2 separate regions of the Homo sapiens genome follow, and region 1 is linked to region 2. Evidence: chromatin contacts called from ENCODE Hi-C or POLR2A ChIA-PET data. All regions are on one chromosome and are shown on one strand. The core of a region is the stretch at or near the end of the contact, and the rest is flanking DNA. Distances in the headings are between cores, read along the strand shown. Region 1 overlaps KCNMA1 (potassium calcium-activated channel subfamily M alpha 1). Region 2 overlaps KCNMA1 (potassium calcium-activated channel subfamily M alpha 1).

Region 1 (4,103 bases), core at 706-3,205, 45 kb before region 2:
TGAAACTGAGGTCAGTGTGCGACGTGCTTTGCAGGGGTCTTGTTACGAACTTGCCACATACAGAGCATCACAGGGGCATGATGGGGAGGAGAGTCTGCAGTAAAATGAGCTTGTGCTGCTCGCAAACAGGCCACAGTGTGGGCATGGTTGTTGGCCTGAAGACCAGCATTTGCCTCCAGCTCCGTGCTGTGATTTCCATGGACTCTAGGTACGTTGGCTTTGTTGAGCCAATTCTTCCATAAGAATATTAAATATTATATTTTGCGGCTGCATTGGTATAAGAATGAATATAATCCAGGCTGGATTTATTATTGTTGTTATTATTACTATTATTTTTAGAGACACGGTCTCACTCTGTCACCCAGGCTGAAGTGTACTGACATGATCATAGCTCACTGTAACCTTGACCTCTTTGGCTCAAGTGATCCTTCAGTCTCAGTCTCCTGAGTAGTTGGGATTACAGGAATGCACCACCATGGCTGGCAAATTTTTTTTTTTTCTTTGAGACAGGGTCTCACTCTGTTTCCCAGACTGGAGTGCAGTGGTGCAATCATGGCTCACAACAACCTCTGCCTCCAGGGCTCAAGTAATCTTCCTGCCTTAGCTTTCCGAGTAGCTGGGACTACAGCTGGGCACCATCATGCCCAGCTAATTAAAAAAAATTATTGTAGAGATGGGGGGGTCTCACTGTGTTGCCCAGACTGGTTTTAAGCTCCTGTGCTCTAGCAGTCCTCCCACCTCAGCTTCCCAAAGTGTTGGCATTGCAGGCGTGAGCCACTGTGCCCAGCCTGGATTCGTTGTTATTATTCGTCATTTATTATTATATTTATTTTCTTCTGATTTTAAAGAAGTTAAAATTTAGACTTTTTTGTGTCCCATAAGTACAGTGGCCTCAGGCACTGTGCCTGCACTGCCTGCTGGAGAAATTGACTTTATTTCTCCCTTTCCAACAGCCCCATCCTTCTGGAAATTTTCACAGATAAGAAAACATGCTCAGAGACAGATGCCTTATACTAAACCCCTTCAATGTGGTCTAATTGTTTCAAATGAGAAAATTAAAATAAGCATTTTATTTTAAGCCCTGTCTGATAACTTGGCTTTGGGAAATAGGAACTTCAGCAACCCAGCATTCAAAACAATGGATACAACAAAAATTTTAAGACAACTTAATAGTCTTGCTTTTCTCCCGAGTTTTGGAAAAACATGTGCCTTTTCCATTCTTTTATCTGACAATGAGTCTTACTGGTTTAAGAGATCTGTTCGCTGAGAGTGCAACAGTACAAAATAACATTTTTTTCATCTGATGTTTGCAAATTCATCTGGACAGGGAAGGGCAGACATTGGAAATGAGTGAGGCGGATCTGGTGAGGACTGCAATGAGAGCTGAAGCCTCACCTGAAGTGGCTTCCCAGGTCCAGCTGATTGTTCCTATGCAGAAATGCAGGCTCTAGTGGCCAGATCTTCCTGTGTTTCAAAGAGGAGACAGAATACTGCATTTTATGTTGAATCTCCAATTTTAAAATATTGGCCTCAAATCCAAAACTCTTAAAGTACTTGCAGGCCAAGCAAAACACCTCTGCAGGCCAGATTTGGGCCTCCTGTTTTCAGCCTCTATTCTAAACTGTCTCTCTTTCTGGTCTTGAATTGGCTGTGCTCCCTGAGTGCCAGGAAACGTTCTTAACCCTTGCTCCTCCATCTGCCAAAAAGGACCCCTTCTCTCTCTAAGATGGGAAGCCTTTGGTCTCAGGGTGCCCCGGGTCGTTTGCCATCTAACACATTTTCAAACACTGCTTAAATTTCCATTTTTCTCGAGGCAAATACTGTATGCCACACCAATAAATCATCTACAGCTTACTGTAAGCCCCAGAGCTACATATCACTAACTCTACATCATCTCTGAAAATAACGTTGTTAGAAGCTCATAAACATACACTCTGTTTGTTTAAGAACTGCAAGAGCTTTTAAAACATGGTTGCTAAGTCACAGGGCATATTTTCCAGGACATAAATGGAAGTGAACATATGCCCCTTAAATTGTCAGATTCTTTTTTTATAAGAAGAGAGGCCCAAATCTGTCTGTTCTGCCAGGATATTAACTTGACCAAAGAAGAGTTGATTATACTAAGTGTGTAAGTGTTAGTAATTATTGGAAACTATCCTCTGACTTACTTAGCTAAATGGGCACATTGTATGAAACTTGATTTAGTTTCTAGCATATGTAGGTATAAGGTACAGGTTGACATGGATAAATCCTGGCTTTAGTTTTCATGAACCCTAAAGTTCACAATTTGCTGAACTTTGTATTTAATATTTACTGATGAAATTCTTACGGTGTCGTCCCTTCCAAAACAAAATCGGAGGCATACTTAGACTTTTCCCCTGAGACATGGTCCCAAGTCTAGGCTACAACTTCATCACTGACCCTTTTTCATGGAAATTTGGCAGTTAGTGATAGGTAGCGTCTGAGCTTATAGCTCAGATATTTTCAAAGTAGGAAGTAGATGGCCCTATTAATATCAACTGCCATTTCAGTAGAGCTGCCTCATCAGTCTCTTTTCCCCGTGGAAGACACTCACACCACCTTTTACCTATCAGGACACTCTCAGGAAGAAATAGTAGGTAGGGCTCCAGGACCTCTGATGGTGGAATCTACTAGAATGCAGTTGTCCTTAACAAGGATACCTATCTCATGTTGCTCATCACACCCATGCAGAGACCTGCCACCTTGTAATTTGAGAGCTGGAATTTCCATACACCCGCTACCCTCACTCCATGCCAGAAAATGCAGAAAATGAACCCATGGCCCAGTTTGAGATACAATTGATCTTGAGGCCCCAGAGAGAACTGCAGGGACAGTGTGCAGAGAAGGTGAAAATAACGTGGATGCTATTAGATGACTGTACCTAGCATGTGCTTTTCCTCTAGCAGTGGGAGGAAGTGGCACAGGAGTGCATTAAGGAGTTTGCCCTCTTCATAATAGCATGAGTAGAAATAATAAGGCAAGGCCTTTAAAGAACAGCATTAATAATTGAAAGGTGCTCCAGGCAGCCATGTGGTCTTCCAGTGCCTTTGAGTACAATCTGTTATCAGGTACGAGGTGAGGCTGAGGAGTAGACAAGGAGGGTGCATTTGGCGGCTGTGTCTGTGTGCATGCATGTGCTTATGCTTGGAGGAAGTATGAATAAGATTTGGCAGCTACAGCAAGTAAAATTATAGAAGGCAATGTATGTATATTACCATGTAGACTGGTGGTGGTTCTTTTGTGGGTCAAACACCCATTTGGGAATTGGATGAAAGCTGCAAAAATTTTGCCTGCCAGGTACCCTATAGTTGGTCAATGAAACCCAAACTAAGGATTTCTATTCTCTTAAGATGGATTCATCTGCTCATTCACTCCTGTTTCTTCTGCCATGAAGATCAGGTGACTGCCAGAGGGCCATCTTCAAACCCGAAGGTTAAGCAGAGGTTGACTGGGAACTTTTCCCTGCATGACATACAAAACATGTCTAAGTGAAAGTCTCTGCTGTGTTTTCCCTTCTTGATCAAGTGTCCCTTAACCTGCAATGCATTCAAAATCTCAACAATGACAGGTGATGCTAAGGAAACTCTGGGAGGGAGGCCCTGGGCTTCCTACCTCTTCCTCCAATAACAGACAACACTAAAAGGGGTAGGTAAGACAAGATGCATCTATTAGGCCAAGCCTAAGAGCTCTTTGATTTGCTTCTCTTGTGTATTGTGGGTTAGCACTTGTTTGTAGAGGACAAATTCCTCTTTAGGCAATGATTCCAGGATGCAAACAATCTCCAGCCAAAATCATTCCACCCGAGACCCACTGCTGTTGCACCAGGAACTAGGGACCACTGGGTACCCAAACAGATGCAAAAGCTGCCACTTCTGTACAAGGCCGTATTTCTCACCCTCCATTGGAGAGGAAGAGGTGAGTGTAGAGAGTCGCCAGGGATCTCTATGGGCTCATCCAATCAGTCTTCAGACCAGTTTGACAGAAAACAGAAGAGGAGCTTCAGCACAAGGAGGCCTCATCTCATCTGAATTCCCAGCTTCCTTCAGATTTCTTCCTGACCTCACCTGCCTCCAAGCCAGCCG
Region 2 (4,058 bases), core at 1,318-3,817:
CATATCGACTCTTACCCAGGAGCCGCACTGCAGACTCTTTGATGTAGGTCCTTTCTGCATGGCAGCTAAGGCCAAGCTGTGGTTTTCATTTGCATGATGCAACCTCCCCCTTTCGGTTGTCGCCTCCAGGTTAACCAGATTCTTTTCCTGCACTGCCCAAGCATGTTGACGTGCTTTCCCCGATGGCCCTGAACGTGGTGAGCACTGGACGCATGCATGAATTAAAGCAGCGAGCATTCCAATACACTGAAGCACTGGGCCTGAGGCTTCTCCTGGATCATCCCTGTGGGCCCTCAGTTTGCTGTGATATCACAAAGGCCACCATGTCCCTTGAAAATTCAAGACTAGGACATTGGAAAAGAGAGAGATAAATCTCCCGTTTTTAGGTTTATGCTGAGCAAAGACTAATGACAAATAATTAGAAGCTAGGACCAGTTTTCCAAGTAACAACCTACCTGATCATCAGTCCTACATGTTCCTGACTCCACCTGGGTGTGCACCAAGTGACCAGGATGATGATACCCTTTCATGTCTTTCTGAATAATGTTACCTGATTTGATTTTGCTTAGATCTAACAAATATCTAAATAAAAAGATATACCTTTTAAAAGCACTTCTTGGGCTAAATGCCTCAGGAAATGCAATTATTGATCGTTTTCATAGTGTTTAGTAAAACTATTAATTCAACTTTAAAAGAAATGAAATGGTACTACTAGGAAGAAATATCGCATTTGTTAAAGCATGTTGGCACTGCATTCAACATCATTGATTAGTAAATTGTGATCATTTTCTCTCCTTGAAATATTTTTTTTTTGCCTTAGGGCTGTCTAATGACTTACTTTAAAACTGCTTTCTTTTCCTTATTTTTTTTAAACTTGTATACTTCTTTCTTGTATTCTCAGAATGGACTTTTATAAAACACAACTGTCAGGATCTGTTTTCTCACTGCATTTCTTTTTTTGTCATTTCAAATAGATACTTTGCATTTTAGACATGCCTTGGTTGTAAGCTGAGAAAAATGAAAGGCGAGGCATTCCAAGCTGTGATAATCCTAGGGTAGGAATAACAGTTCCTAGACAATTCTTGATGATACTAGCTTGTCAGCATCCCTTAGCCCAAGAGTAGGCACTAAGCAGTCAGAATGAAACAAAGCCGAATGCTTCTTATCTTATTTTTAGGTTTTCTTCATGAAATCTGATCTTCTACAATCTGGGGGCTTAGTAGATTGAAGCTCTTCCCACAGTCCTTTTTCCTCCTATTCTATTAACCATATCCCATGTATTATATTGAAATGGACTTTGCTTAGAATTTCATAACATGTTCTTTTGGTAACCAGTAAAAAGATCCTTTGAATGGGAGCATTTCGCTTTTTGAAAGGAGCTTAAATGTAATTACAGTACAGACCTGTGCAGGCAGGCGATCCTGCCCAGCACGTTGGCATATTCTCACTTTATGAACGTTTTCATCTGGGGGCTTGGCGAAGGAAACATCTGATTCTCTTTTGTGAGATTCTTCAGTACAGAGACCCATTCCTCTTTCCCAGAAAAACACAGTGATTCCTCATAAAATGAAAGGATTTCTGAAGCCCAACAGAAAGTGGGGATACAGAGATCCATTCACAGAGACAGAAGAGAAAATCCTAAGAAATCGGCTTCCTGGGGCCATCCTAGGCCTCTCACAGAGATGTTTTTATAATGATAGGAATAACATCTCTAGAGAAGTTCAAAGATAGGACAATAAAATTAAAAGAAGGGCCTGCAGGAGGAAGCAAGGAGAAAGACACTTCACCCCACTGAGCAGGTAATTCATCATATTTCTTTCCAAATTTATACCCAAAAATCTAGTGGATGTCATTGATATGGTGGAAATAGCTATTTATTATTATTTTTCTTTTTTTGAGACAGTCTCACTCCGTTGCCCAGGCTGGAGTGCAGTGGTATGATCTTGGCTCACTGCAACCTCTACCACCCGAGTTCAAACCATTCTCCTGCCTCAGCCTCCCGAGTAGCTGGGACTACAGGTGTTCACCACCACTCCCAGCTAATTTTTGTATTTTCAGTGGAGGTGGGGTTTCACCATGTTGGCCAGGCTGGTCTCGAACTCCTGACTTTAAGTGATCCACCTGCCTCGGCCTCCCAAAGTGCTGGGATTACAGGCTTGAGCCACCATACTCAGCCAGCTATTTATTATTTCTGAAACATGGGCAGGGGAAACCTAATTTTGATAAATAAATGATTTTCAATGTTAATTAGAAGCAAGAAGGAAAGAAAAAAAAAGGAAAAGAAATGTTCCAGGAGATGAGACATTACTTTCATGAAGTTGTCAAGAAGGAAATGAAAAGTGTGCATACTTGAAGATATGATTGTATAATCATAGGGGTTAATAAGTCATTGCCATTTTCCCTATTAATGATGACAGTTTGTTTTAAAGGTAACTCATCCTGTCTGATTTTCCATGGTGGTGTTGGTTTCTACTGCCCAGGTCCTTTATGACATTCCTAAGGAGTGACTCTAGCCTTGTACTCAGCAGACCCATGACTTCTAATCAGCAGCATCTCAGACACTCCGTTTTGGCTGTGAGGCTGCTAGGCTCTCAACAAAACTCCTAAATAGGAAAACTTACAAAACTTCCAGGCCTTAGCTGTCAGCCAAAGACGGAGCTAAGACACAGCTATTTTATTTCCTTGTGCAATAAAGGTATAATTGTCTTCTATGCCAGATGTCAGAAAGACTTCTACCAGGTCTTTCTCTGTGTGTTCTTAAAAAAAATCCTCAACAACAACAACAACAATAACAACAACAACAACAACAAAACTTCAAGATGTTAGAAATAGATATAAGCCATTATAATTATCCTTCAGCATCACATATAAATTCATGTGTAACTTTAAACAAGCTGGTGTCCTTGTGGTGACTATCTATGTTATGTGACATTGTTTTCTGTTCGTCAAAGTGAAGCAGCAGATAAATGGAACAACTGTTTTTTAAACATAATTATTTTTTTTTCCAGATGTTCTCAGGCTTCCTACATTCAGGATCAGCAAGTCTTCAGCATTGGTACTCTTTGTTAGTGTAGACCTTGAGTGCCCTGCTGAGGGGCTTGTGTGCCATTCTGCTTGAGTGCAGATGTGCCAAGAGGTACAAGAGTTGGAACTGTAATAGACCTCTTAGGCTACTGGCTGAAATACTAAGGTTCAGAATAAGAAAGAGATACGTCTCAGGCATCTCATTATCCGCAACTGTCAGTCCGGAACTCAGAACAGGCTGGTTCTAGCTGTCGATTCAATAGTTTTAGCTTCTGTACTCCAAATCCTTACAGGTAGACCCATAGCAAGGTGCCATTGCCAGGGTCATGCCATCCAGGTATGACAGGACTATGTCAAAGCCAGGTAGGAGGGCAAGAAAAGGGAGTATAAGGCATAAGTTAAATAGGGGACTGGTGAGATGACCAGGGGAGGCCCAAAGAGTCCAAGGCAAACATCTGGAGAAGGCTCAGACAGAATTTTGAAGTCTGCATCTAGTAACAGCCCAAAGAAGTCCCACAGTGATTTGACAGTCTGTTATGCTATGGGAGTACCAGCCTACCTGCCCAACCGTGCCCTGATTGGCCAGCCTTTGGCAAATAGAGAGCTCTTCTTTTCTCTTAGGAGCCTCTGCCATCCCCTGTATGAATATGAGGGCTTCTTATTTGGGAAGCCTTGATATGAAGTGCCTTGAAACTGTACCCTGAGCTACTTTCTCTAGGATGCCCTCTCTTTCAGAAATGTGAGCTCCAGGCTGTTGCTCCCCAATGGCTAGGGGTTGTTGGCTATCCCTGGTTATAGATTATTGTTTATCAGCCTCCTAGCACATAGGTGGCAATTTTAATATCCAGAAAAAAAAGGCATAGGAAGCAGAATGTAGTGGTTACATGAATAGTCTATTCTTGTTTCCCTAGGACTAAATTCCTGTAGATGTGAGAGGAGTATGGATCCAGGGGTCAGAGGTTCCATTCCCCATGCCAGCATTTGTGTCTAGATTCTCAGCTCTCCATTCAGACCTGGGACTTCTCTTCTCTTTC

Evidence for each region. Hi-C counts contacts between places; a loop is a spot of excess contacts on that map. ChIA-PET counts read pairs that join two places held with the same protein, here RNA polymerase II (POLR2A). Pooled maps may share reads with other maps.
Region 1: a map of PC-3 shows a loop between it and region 2 (4-fold over the local background). The contact joins two enhancer-like sites. A Hi-C loop is called at or near these places in 11 of 168 maps with a recorded cell type or tissue (Caco-2, Calu3, PC-3 and 6 more), 1 of 37 single-sample maps with no recorded cell type and 13 of 50 pooled maps. POLR2A ChIA-PET finds 5 or more read pairs at or near these places in 4 of 52 experiments (A673, GM12878, HepG2 and 1 more).

Annotation. Positions count from the first base shown.
Region 1 is chr10:77,238,048-77,242,150 of GRCh38, reverse strand. The region is part of intron 3 of KCNMA1 (potassium calcium-activated channel subfamily M alpha 1); the gene reads left to right. Among named protein-coding and RNA genes, the nearest start is that of KCNMA1-AS2, 99 kb to the right of the region's middle. Within about 2 kb of position 1,955, at least 3 of the 41 ENCODE cell types and tissues checked have a DNase peak (open chromatin) inside an H3K27ac peak, as active enhancers do; they include PC-3, where a contact is called at or near this core.
Region 2 is chr10:77,193,785-77,197,842 of GRCh38, reverse strand. All of the region lies in intron 3 of KCNMA1 (potassium calcium-activated channel subfamily M alpha 1), which reads left to right. Among named protein-coding and RNA genes, the nearest start is that of KCNMA1-AS2, 55 kb to the right of the region's middle. Within about 2 kb of position 2,567, at least 6 of the 41 ENCODE cell types and tissues checked have a DNase peak (open chromatin) inside an H3K27ac peak, as active enhancers do; they include PC-3, where a contact is called at or near this core.